Linked DNA regions of Homo sapiens: region 2 is linked to region 1. The links are chromatin contacts, found by Hi-C in ENCODE. All regions are on one chromosome and are shown on one strand. Each heading gives the region's core, a stretch centred on a gene start or an enhancer-like site at or near the end of the contact. The rest is flanking DNA. Distances are from core to core; before and after follow the strand shown. Region 1 holds the start of MYHAS (myosin heavy chain gene cluster antisense RNA). Region 2 overlaps MYH4 (myosin heavy chain 4).

What was found. A loop is a pair of places that touch in the nucleus more often than their neighbours do. Pooled maps may share reads with other maps.
Region 2: a loop to region 1 is called in a map of esophagus squamous epithelium, with 4 times the contacts of the local background. The contact joins the enhancer-like site here to the promoter of MYHAS in region 1. A Hi-C loop is called at or near these places in 2 of 168 maps with a recorded cell type or tissue (chondrocyte and esophagus squamous epithelium) and 1 of 50 pooled maps.

The regions. Positions count from the first base shown.
Region 1 is chr17:10,381,572-10,387,547 of GRCh38, forward strand. MYHAS (myosin heavy chain gene cluster antisense RNA) reads left to right here and starts at 1,561. Exons shown (of 11, transcript NR_125367.1): 1 at 1,561-1,636.
Region 2 is chr17:10,444,230-10,450,775 of GRCh38, forward strand. It overlaps MYH4 (myosin heavy chain 4), which reads right to left. Exons shown (of 40, transcript NM_017533.2): 30 at 6,224-6,420; 31 at 4,635-4,818; 32 at 4,389-4,554; 33 at 4,167-4,291; 34 at 3,589-3,897; 35 at 2,784-2,987; 36 at 1,008-1,133; 37 at 747-917; 38 at 566-670; 39 at 375-470. All of the region lies in intron 2 of MYHAS (myosin heavy chain gene cluster antisense RNA), which reads left to right. Among named protein-coding and RNA genes, the nearest start is that of MYH4, 22 kb to the right of the region's middle. RefSeq lists enhancers at 2,610-3,809, 6,304-6,546. Within about 2 kb of position 3,627, at least 2 of the 41 ENCODE cell types and tissues checked have a DNase peak (open chromatin) inside an H3K27ac peak, as active enhancers do.

The sequences.
Region 1 (5,976 bases), core at 311-2,810:
GTAGATTCATTCCTCCCCACATAGCAGTAAAACAAAACAGGGAAGATAGGAGCCTGGATATCTGAAAGTAGGTGACCAACCATGCCAATTTGTTTGGGGCTAAGGGAGTTCTTGAAACTTTCCATTTTAAAACCAGGACTGTCTTGGGCAAGTGGTGGTAAATTCATCACTATACCTGATAGGTTGTTGGAGGGTATCATGGCAAAGTCCTCAAAATATCTACCTAAATTTTGGTTTAAATCTTTTCACATTTTTTCCATGTTTTTATGTATTCTTTTTTGTTTGTTTGTTTGAGACGGAGTCTCACTCTGTCACTATGCTGGAGTGCAATGGCACGATCTCGGCTCACTGCAACCTCCTGACAAGACAAGCCTGACCAAGACAAGGATAGATGGAATCAGTTTGAGATCTTCTAGAATGATCCAAGCTACAATGATGATGAAATTCCCACCTGGAACTGTTAATTGCAAAACTGTAATACATACATAGGGCTTAGCAGAGAGCTAGCAACATGGTAAACATGCATTCATTCATTCAACATTCGTTGAAACCTTACCATATGCTGGGAGGATTTTAAGTACTGGAGAACAAAATAGATAAAGTCACAAACAGATATATCAATTAAAGATAAATGCTCTGAAGGAAAGAAAAGCAGGATAAGGAAACAGTGGCTGTGTGGGGAAGTTTCTCTGAAGAGGTGATATTTGAGCAGACACCTAGTGAAGTGAATGAGTAAGCCATGAAAATATCAAAGGGCGACAGTATTTCAGGCAGAGGAAACAAATGCAAACGCTCTGGGAGATGGTGGGCCAGTGGGGCAGAGTGAACCAGTAGTAGGGAATGTAGTGGCAGAGGTAGGCAAGAGCCAGATGGTTTAGAGCCTTGGAAATTAAGGTAAGGACTTCGGGTTTCAAATGTCAGCTGTTGTTATAAAGGCTGTTTTTTTCCTCCTTTTTCTGTGTTGAGTGTTGGATCTGTTAACTGCTCTTTTTCTACTCAATATTGGTTCATTCTGTCCAACAAAATTTATTGAATGTCTGCTCTTCATTCAACAGAAGGCTAATGAAGACATTTTTTCGGGAACTGAAGAGAAAGTTTGTTTTCTCAACAACTATGATCTAGTTGTGGGGGGGAGGGAGTGGGTCAAAGTGCTGATAATGCGTCAAAAGACGGCAGCAGTGCGCCGAGCGCGGTGGCTCACGCCTGTAATCCAGCAGTTTGGGAGGCCGAGGCGGCGGATCACCTGAGGTCGAGAGTTCGAGACCAGCCGACCAACATGGAGAAACGCCAAGTCTCTACTAAAAATACAAAAATTAGCCGGGCGTGGTGGCGCATGCTTGTAATCGCGGAGGTTGCGGTGAGTCGAGATCGAGCCATTGCACCCCAGCCCGGGCAATAAGAGCGAAACTGTCTCAAAAAAAAAAAAAAAAAAAAAAAGACAGCCACAGTGTGCTTTGAAGGAGACACCCTGGCACTACAGGAGAGAAACGATGTTTTCAATTGTCCAGAGAGGAGGGGAGTCACTTCCGGTGCGTCCCAGGGCATCATGGGAAGGGTCAGTCTGTGGGAAGGAAAGGCCAGAAGTGACTCCTGCCGTAGCTGCGGCAGGCCTGGAGGCCGTACTGGGACCTGGCCAGTAAGTGTGCATTTAAGAGTTTGCGAGTGAGCAGGACCTTGTTCGTCCCCGCGATTTATTTGTGCTGTGTAATTCCAGACAGTAGATCCGTGAAGGACTGTGTGGTGGGGAGGGTATGAAATTGAGTGTGGAGAGGGCATTTGAGGGCAAGTCCCATGACTGACTGGGCCAGACAGAAAATTTAAAATTCTTGTCAACAAAGCCCGTTTGAAAATTTTCAGTGCATACATAGCCATATTATTATGTTGTACATGTGGTACACATAAATATTCCTGTTTTTTTTTTTTTTTTTTTTTGAGACGGAGTAGCACTCTTGTCGCCAGGCTGGAGTGCTGTGGCGTGATCTGGGTTCACTGCAACCTCCACCTCCCGGGTTCAAGTGATTCTCCTGCCTCAGCCTCCTGAGTAGCTGGGATTACAGGCACCCGCCACCACGCCTGGCTAATTTTTGTACTTTTAGTAGAGACGGGGTTTCGCCATGTTGGCCAGGCTGGTCTCAAACTCCTGACCTCAGGTGATCCGCCCGCCTCGGCCTCCCAAAGTGCTGGGATTACAGGCATGAGCCACCGCACCCGGCTACACATATATTCTTATATAAAGTCAGGTTCAGATACTCAAATCCGTGGGTACCAATTGAATTATTTTTCCAAATAGTGGAAAAAGTGATGATTTTGTTGCTCAGAAGGTACTACCTTTCCCATCCATGTTTTAAACATAATTTCTCATACTTTGAGCCTTCACACTGCGCAGTACCTCAGTTTCCCCAGGAAAGCCACAAGCCATAGTTTCTGTGAGGAGCTGAGAAGATAGTTTGCCCTCTTGTGAAGGTCAGCCTATTGGAATCTAAGAGAAGCCCTGTTTTGGGTGTGTTCCCCAAGGGAGATGTTTTTCTCCTTCACCATGGAGAGGCTTTCTTTTTTCTTGCGGCCTCCGGAAGCGGCATCTTAGTGGCCCTTGGAACTAGGAGGGAGGAATCAGGCTGGCAAATTCTATCCTTAAGCAAGGTTCTTTCCATCTGCCCACGGCTGATTCTTCAGCTTCTCGCTTTGGAAAATGTGACCGATGGAGTCTGCGATGACGGTTCCTAGGGACACCGATATGTGGAACATGTGCCCAAACCTCTGCCACAGCCAGGAGGCAGAATTTAAGTTTGCTTACTGACAGCTGCTGTGTGTCAGTCCTGGAATGTTAATCCTTACAGAGAGCTTGGATGACAGGCAACAGCTTTTAGCAGCTGTGCTAATGATCTCATCCATCAAACGACCCTCTCTTCACCTTACTGTTGTCAGTTATATCCACGTCTTTGATGAGAAGTGGATATGAAATCTTAAGAGGCAGGTTACTTTTATTTATTTTAAAAACATGAGCCTTTAAAAGAATTCCAAAAATAGTACACACATTGAAAAACATAATCAAACATACTGAAGGAAAATTTTAAATCTTGCCTAAAATTTTAGCATAGAAGTCATCTCTACCTAAATTTTGGTTTAAATCCTTTCACATTTTTTTCCATGTTTTTATGTATCCTTTTTTCTTTCTTTTTTTTTTTTTTTTTTGAGGCGGAGTCTCATTCTGTTGCTAGGCTGGAGTGCAGTGGTGCGATCTTGGCTCACTACAACCTCCGCCTCCTGGGTTCAAGTGTTTCTCCTGCCTCAGCCTCCCCTGTACCTGGGACTACAGGCGAGTGCCACCATGCCCAGCTAATTTTAATATTTTTTAGTAGAAACGGGGTTTTACCATGTTGGCCAGGATGGTATCCAGCTCCTTTTTTTTTTTTTTTTTTTAGATGGAGTCTCGCTCTGTCGCCAGCCTGGAATGCAGTGGTGCGATCTCGGCTCACTGCAACCTCTGCCTCCCAGATTCAAGTGATTCTCCTGCCTCAGCCTCTGGAGCAGCTGGGACTGCAGGTGTGTCACCATGCCCAGCTAATTTTTGTATTTTTAGTAGAGATGGGGTTTCACCATGTTGGCCAGGATGGTCTCGATCTCTTGACCTCATGATCCGCCCACCTTGGCTTCCCAAGGTGCTGGGATTACAGGCATGTGCCACCACGCCTGGCCAATTTTTATGTATTCTTAAACACATACACAATTGAGATATCAGTCTGCAAGCACTGTTTTGTATTCTGCTTTTAGAACACATTTTAAAATTTTCTCATGATATTAACTATTCTTTTAGATTATGATTTTTAATAGTTACGTAGTGTACCATGCTTTGAAGATAACATAATTTATATAACAAATTTTCTATTATTGGGCATTTAGGGTGCTCTAAGTTTCTGTTCTTTAAAATATTCTGCTAAGTATATATGTGTACATAAATGCTTATGCATATCTTTAATTGTTAAATCTATAGAATAGACTTTCTGGGCAAAGGCTAAAGATAGTTTTCAGTTTGCAACAGTGGAGTCCCTGTTATTGGAGCCTTCACAATAATGATATTGCATAGGAAAACAAAAAGTATTCACTAACGATCTTGTTGATCATTATGTATTGTAAATATGCAATAATCAATTTAAGTTGAATGCAAAGTAAAATGAGAAATCTTGGAACAGTTGCAGAATTTAGTGAAGTCAGTGAAAGTAGTAAAAAAAATTGGCTTGAGTTTTGCAAAGCCATTGACCAGCGTGCATTCAGCAGTGTTGAACTAGTTAACAATTGAAGAACTGAAAATGGACAAAAATGATGACCCAATAGATGTTTCCCGAGAATGAATTCAGGATCAAAGGATTAGGAAGGCTCTTAAAAATATTGATGAAGTCATGCATTTTTGTGAAAAAGGATGTATTTTATTATTGCATTGCAAAACTTAAAGGATGTCATATTATGTTATCACATATGACTGTGAGAAATCTGTCCCTTTTGTCCCAACTGCAACATTTACTCATTCTTTGTTCTAAGAATAGCAGAGTTGCAATTATGATCTAAATCTTAAGAAATGCAACAGAAGGCTGGGCACCGTGGCTCACGCCCGTAATCCCAACACTTTGGGAGGCCGAGGCAGGCAGATCACGAGGTCAAGAGATTGAGACCATCCTGGCCAATATGGTAAAACCTTGTCTCTACTAAAAATACAAAAATTAGCTGGGCATGGTGGCACGTGCCTGTAATCCCAGCTGCGCAGGAGGCTGAGGCAGGAGAATCACTTGAACCTGGGAGGTGGAGTTTGCAGTGAGCCACTGCTCTCCAGCCTGGTGACACAGTAAGACTCCGTCTCAAACAAAAACAACAACAACAACAACAACAAAAAACAAAAACAGAAAAAAAGAGAAAATCAATTGTTTCTCTGTATGTTAGCAGTGAACATGTAGACAGCAAAATTAGAAATATAATGCCATTTACAGTCACTTAAAAAAAGAAAGAAGTTAGACAGGCCGGGAACGGTGGCTCACGGCTGTAATCCGAGAACTTTGGGAGGCCAAGGTGGGCGGATCATGAGGTCAGGAGTTTGAGACCAACCTGACCAACGTGGTGAAACCCTGCCTCTACTAAAAATACAAAAATTAGCCAGACATGGTGGTGCACGCCTGTAATCCCAGCTACTCAGGAGGCTGAGGCAGGAGAATGGCTTGAACCCGGGAGGTGGAGGTTGCAGTGAGCTGAGATTGTGCCACTGCACTCCAGTCTGGGCAACAGAGTGAGACTCCGTCTCAAAAAAAAAAAAAAAAAAAAAAAGTTTGACATAGATCTAACAAAATTTATATATGGCTTGTATGCTGAAAACTACCAAACACTGATGAAAGAAATAAAAGAAGATCTAATTAAATGAAACAGACTGTAGTTAAGAATTGGAAGATTCAACATAGTAAATATGTCAACAAACTGATAAACAGGCTTCATGCAATTTCTGTGAAAAAGTATAGCTCTGGCTTTAAAGTTTGGCATATAGTATTCTAATTACTAATTATCTTCCCAGAGTACTGTAATTGTGATATTTCCCCTAATGCAGAATTTTAAATTTATGGAGGTATAATTGACATTTAAAAGTGCACATATTAAAAGTGCACAGTTTGATAGGTTTTTACATACATAGATGCCTGTGAAACCATCATCTCAATCAAGATAATGAACATGTTCATGGACCCCCCTCCCAAATTTCCTCCTGCTCCCTTGTAATCCCCTCCACCCTTTCTTTGTGCCCCCTACAAACCCTCCCTCTGCATCACTAGCCAACTGCTGGTCCACTTTCTATCACTGTAGTTTTCATTTTCTAGAATTTTATATAAATAGAATAATATAGTATGTACTTTTTGGAGGGGCTGCTGCTTTCAATCAACGTAATTATCTTGAGATTCACCCTTTTTAGTGTTAATGGTTTCTTTTGATAGCTGAGTAGTATTT
Region 2 (6,546 bases), core at 2,377-4,876, 65 kb after region 1:
TGAAAAAAAAAGTCCCAAGATGGATTTATCATGAAGTTAAATGAAGCTTAGAATTCATACTCTCATTTGCACAGGTCCATATGAGTGCTGGGGGTTGTAGAATGTTCTAGATAGGGAGGGAAGTGGATTGCAACTAAGAAACATTTGTATGTTAACATGTCTGGAAAATTGCTTAAAGAGGTCTCAGAAGAAATAAACTCAAATCTATAAGGCTCCAGTAATTTATGGTTCATTTTTCTCATTCTAAATATTCATGTTCATACCTAATTATGTATTCCCAATTTAAAGAAAACCCCCTAAATTCTATAAACTTTAGGCCCCAAAAAACCTGGATGTGCATCTGAACCTTTCATTTCCACTGTGGAGATACTCACAGCCTCTTCAGCTTGTCTCTTGTAAGCTTTGACTTTGGTTTGCAATTTGTCCACCAAGTCCTGCAGCCTGAGAATATTCTTGCGGTCCTCCTCAGTCTGAAAGAGGTGCAAGTAGATGGTGCCATTATTTTAAAACAACTCATGATTTTCTTGAAAACTATAGGCCTGGAAGATATGAAAACACTGGTCACCTGGTAAGTGAGTTCCTTCACTCTTCTCTCATGTTTGCGAAGACCCTTGACAGCCTCAACATTGTGCTTCTGTTCACTTTCCACCTCACTTTCAAGCTCTCTCACCTGGAAGGGAACAAAGACGTTTACCAGTTTGGCTGTAACTGGCCACAAGGAATTGAGTGAAGTTGTGGAGACCTACCCTGGCCTCCAGTTTCTGGATCTGCTTCTTCCCACCCTTCAGCGCCAGCTGCTCAGCCTCATCCAGACGGAGCTGCAGATCCTTCACGGTCTGCTCCATGTTCTTCTTCATCCGCTCCAGGTGGGCGCTGGTGTCCTGTTCCTTCTTCAGCTCCTCAGCCATCATGGCAGCCTAGTTAGCAAATAAATTTTGAAAATAATGAATTCTGATGATAGCAGGCAGCATGCATGTGTCAGTAAGACAAATGCTCATCTTGCTTACATCAGTGATGGCCTTCTTGGCCTTCTCCTCTGCATTGCGGGCTTCCTGGACGATGTCCTCCATCTCTCCCTGGATTTGGGAAATGTCTGTTTCCAGCTTCTTCTTGGTGTTGATCAGGCTGGTGTTCTGTTTCAAATTAATGAAAGAGAAGAGAAGCACATTTACTTATAACAACTCACATTGTCATTTTACCTAGTGTACACAGGCAAAAATTATTGATCATAAGAAATGTTTAGAATAAAAACCAAATTAGAAGATAATTCTAAGTTTATGCCTTTTCTCCTTTCTATATATAGCTCTTTAATCAAACTTCTAAATTTAATTTTTGATGTCAAACATATTCAACTATTACCATTGCCATTTGTAAGCATGAAACACAGCCCACAAAACTCAAAGTGCTGTACCATGGAGCACCACACCACAGCTCATTTAAAATGAATCAGTAATTTTTAGCTATTAACTCATGTTGGTTGACTCCATATTTATAAATGCATAAATAGTTGTCTTGTTGGCTGGGCGCAGTGGCTCATGCCTGTAATCCCAGCACTTTGGGAGGCCGAGGTGGGCAGATCACGGGGTCAGGAGATCGAGACCATCCTGGCTAACACGGTGAAACCCCGTCTCTACTAAAAATACAAAAAATTAGTCGAGTGTGGTGGTGGGCGCCTGTAGTCCCAGCTACTCGGGAGGCTGAGGCAGGAGAATGGCGTGAACATGGGAGTCGGAGCTTGCTGTGAGCCGAGATCGCACCACTGCACTCCAGCCTGGGTGACAGAGTGAGACCCCTTCTCAAAAAAAAAAAAAAAAAAAAAAAAATAGTAGTCTTGTTGGGATAAAAATGAGCCAAGAATCCCTTCTGTTTTTGGCAAGTTGATGGTGTTTGGAATAGTCAACTTCAGATACTGTTAATAAGAAAAATGTTGCATATTAATTTGATTTTAAAATTATATAAAGCATGCAATTTTAACACTTCTATAATAGTTATGTTTATATAGTGCAACTTTCTGAAGTATACAGTACTATATATTTATTGTAAAAGATAGTAGAACATACAAATTAGCAGACAAGAAACAAAAAATAATTACTGTGCTCTCACCAGAGATAAAGGATAAACTTTTATTTATCTTTCTGGATGTTTCCTATATGTTTATACGGGAAAAAAGATCACACAGCCTATATTATTTTTAAGTTGCTTTTTTAACTTACTATAATATAAACATCTTCCCATGGCAATAAATTCATACTACAGTGGTTACATATTAGCCATTGTGAGGATATACCACCATTTATTTAACAAATTCACTATATACAACAAATGCTAACTAGTATTAATAATGGCCTCCATGAATTTGAACTAAAGAGCTTCTCTTTGTATCCCATGAGGTTAGCATTCTGTGCATATGTGATACGTAAATATTATTTAGTGGCTTTTTGTTTTTCTCCTCTATTTTATTTGCCTATCTTTTTGTAGCTTAGAGTTGCATAAGACAAGACAGCTACAAATGTTGTGTGTATGTTTATTTGTAGATGGTCTTCTGTGCTTTTTAAATAAAAGTTTCTAGAATTCCAGATTATTTCAACTCAACATGATTATGCCAGCCCATAAATATACTCGTGAACCAGCTAGGTCCCAGTAAATCCTTACAGCACCCTGTACATTTTCCAGAGCTCCAGGAAGGGACGAAGATTACTTTTTACTTTATAAACAAGCTTATCTTCTCAAATTATCTTCAGCTTCAGGGAGTACATTTTCTAAACCATAGTCTTGAACCTCACCTGAGTGTGCAGAAGTTGCACACGTTCACTGGCATCCAGAAGCTCTTGCTCTGCCATTTTCCTGCCTCTCTCAGTCCGTTCCAGGGATGCCCTGAGCTCTTCAACTTCAGCCTGCATCAGGTTAGCTCTGCGCTCAACCATTGCCAGTTGTTCCTTAAGGTCATCTTGGCCTCTGATGGCATCATCCAAATGTAGCTGAGTGTCCTACACAGAAAGAGAAAAAGCCTCTTACTCATGCTGCACTTAAAGCAAATGCAAACTTATGGTCATGTACACTCTTTGATCTTAATGACTTAGAGTATGATTAGATAGGAGCAATCGGCAAGTACCTTTAATAATAAATTCTTTGTAGCTGAGGGTTGCAGTTCTACTCAAAAGAACATGATGTTTTATTATTTTAGACCCTGAATCATTAAAAAATACCATGGCTAGCTCTACAAAATTTTGGATCAGGAAAGTATCCTTAGACTTCAGCGAGTCCAGTGGTGCTATTTTACATATTAAGCAAATGAAGTCCAGATTAATGAAGTGATTTAAGCAGTGGCATGTAGCCAAACTCTTTCATCACTTCCTCTATCTCCCTACCCCTCACCACAGTGCTTCTCTGCAGATAACAAAGCAAACTCTGTCCTGGGCCTTCCAGAATTAAGCTCTTTTTCAGTTGTGTGTGTATAACTTTGAACTTTGAACTGATTACCATGTTGCTTAGGTGATTTATGACACATAGTCCTCGTAAAACATTAAAATTTGAGTTACACAGTAGCACTGAGACTGTACAACACTATGTGTATTTACCCCAGCATACCTTCAGTATTCCTTGTGTGTTTCTAAGATTCCTTAGTGCCTCAGCAGCCTGGCGGTTGGCATGGTTCAGCTGGATTTCCATTTCATTAAGATCTCCCTCCATCTTCTTCTTGATCCTCAGAGCATCATTTCTGCTCCTGATCTCAGCATCCAGTGTACTCTGCATTGACTCCACAACTCTGAGATGGTTCCTCTTTAGCTGATCGAGTTCTTCATCTTTTTCAGCAATTTTTCGGTCAATCTCAGATTTCACCTGATTTAGCTCAAGTTGAATGCGAAGAATTTTGCCTTCTTCATGCTCAAGAGATGCCTTAATAAAAGCAACATTTATTTAGGTTACCTAAAGAGCTTTTTATTTCTTTCACATTATGATAATTTCCCCAAGAAGGCATTAAAAAACCCATAAACTATCATACGTCTTAATGTAGCCTATTAGCTCTGCATTCTCAAGGTACAATTCAGTATTTTTCACTGAATTACTTGTGTTATTCCCTAAAGATTTGCAACATGATAGAGATCTCAGTTGCTATTAATTTTCAATTTATTTATAATGCAGAGCTAAGCAAATGAAAAATGTACCTCTGCTTCCTCTAGGGAAGTCTGTAGTTCACTCTTCTCATGATCAAGTTGTTTCTTTACTTTCTCCAGTTCATGGATATGCTTTCCACCCTCTGCAATTTGCTCTGTCAGGTCAGAAATCTCCTCTGTAATAATAAAGTACCAAATTTCAGTTAAGTAGAAAGAAAAATTGAAAAGATGTCTCCCTACCATTTTTGAAATAGAATGATTACAGTGACTCACGTTGTAAGTTCTTATTCTCTCGCTTTAGAGTTTCAAGATGATCCAGGGATTCCTCGTAGGCATTCTTCACCTTGAACAGCTCAGTGCTGAGAGAACGCGACTCCTTCTGGGAGGCCTCAAGTTCAGCCTGAGTTTCCTCATACTTCTGTTTCCATTCTGCCAGAACCTGGAAGTATATAGAAAATAAGCCTTTGAAACCAAGAATGATGTCAGTTTCCCCCAAGGGGAGCTGGTACTGTGGACCACCTTGTCAAAGTTTCTTTGCTTCTTATCGAGAGCTATGCAGGCAGCATTAGATCGTTCCACATCAATCATGAGGTCCTCTACTTCATTCTGTAGCCTCTGCTTTGTCTTTTCAAGAGAAGCACATTTGGAATTCACAGCTTCTACATGTTCTTCTGCATCCTGCAGACGCTGGGCTAGCTTCTTCCTGAAAATTGGGTCAGTATGAGTGACCAAGAGCAGACTCAGAGTCACCACAGTGCCCTTTATAAAGCTGCTGACTAGGAAAGCATATTTCCCCAAGAGTTGTCTACAAGTTGTTGAATTTTTCTAAACATTTTCACTCTCTTAGAATTCTGTTTTCCCTGTTGAGTTCTTATTTTTATCCATCTCAGGTATTGCCAAACATATTTACGAAGCACCTGTGTGTGTGTATGTGTGTGTATGAGAGAAAGAGAATATAAGTTAGCACTAGAGCTGAGTGAGCAATGTGAAAATTTGCTCCTCTTTCTTTGTTTTTATTTCACTAAGCTGGCCCTCTATAGTGTGGCACATTTTCTTGAACTTTGCCTGGGGTGAGAAGTAGAAAACAGGAAGAGACAGTACATTTCTCTTTTGAAACCTGGGATTTAGAGATCTGTAACTACTTGTGGAAAAGGGCTGAGTTTTATTTACTTTGAGGAAGAAATGGCAACCATGAACAGGAAGCATATCACCAAGGAATGGTAGCATTGAGTAGTATCTTTAAGCATTTTCTAGTATGGTTCTGTTTATTTTGCAAATGAGGAAACTGCGGCCCAGAGTGATATGTTCAAGGTCATACAATGAATCAGTAACTTTCTGGATTTGGTGGCCTTTGATAATAAATATTACTGCATTATTGCATTTCCCAAATTTCCTCTAAAATCTTGTCTACTACTCTTCACCAACCTATGTAATTCATGACCTTTCCCAGCCCACACTCTTATCTAGAACTCTCTCTGGAAATGCTTGCTACAAACTCTTTCATCCTGTTTAATTCTAACAACTACTGAGATAAATTAAATTTAGAAAGGCTTCTTTCACTAGGAGTATAATGCTTTTTTTCCTTCTATGTGTAAATCTGTAAATCTCATGACTTGTAGTCCGCAAACAGTACGTGTAATTAGTGAATACATCCATTGATATAGGTTGTTAGTTGAAATAATGACAGCATATGACAACCTTAATATAAACATTCAATACTCCATCTGAGGAAAAACTGATTATTGTTAATTGTAATACTCATAATAATTTACCAGAGAGTCTCAATGTCTCAATTTTTCCTTCTATTAAAAGATACTAATTCTATTTAATTCATAAATAATATTCTGATAATTAATAATCCATCTTGGTGGAAAGAAATTTAAGATGCTTCTGGACAAGAATGGGTGGAGGGATCTGGTCTCATTCCATTCTCCAGTGGACATACACTGGGCTTTAAGAAGAAGAATATGGTGGAATCCACCAACCTATAATAAAATAAGCTGAAGTCTTTCATGTGTCCCCAAGCCCGGAATATTCTCTTTCTTCTATTTTTCCTTCACTGCCTTTACTTTTATTTCTTCCTGCTCCCCTGCACTAAAAGCACATACTTGGCCTCCTCCAGCTCCTCTGTGCGCTGGATGGCGTCCGTCTCGTACTTGGTCCTCCACTGGGCAACCTCACTGTTGGCCTTGGACATTCCCCTCTGCAGCTCAGCCTTGGCTTCCTGCTCCTCCTCATACTGTTCCCGCAGCAGGTCACAGTCATGGCGGGCTGACTGCAGGGCATGGGCCAGAGTGCTCTTGGCCTAGACCAACCAAAAACTATGTGATATAAGTTTATCTTCTGATCATTGAAATTCTCTATGCAAAGTTCAATAGTGTGTTATGTTGCACGGTTCAAGTGATTGAAAGTATCAGCTGGAGAATTCTCA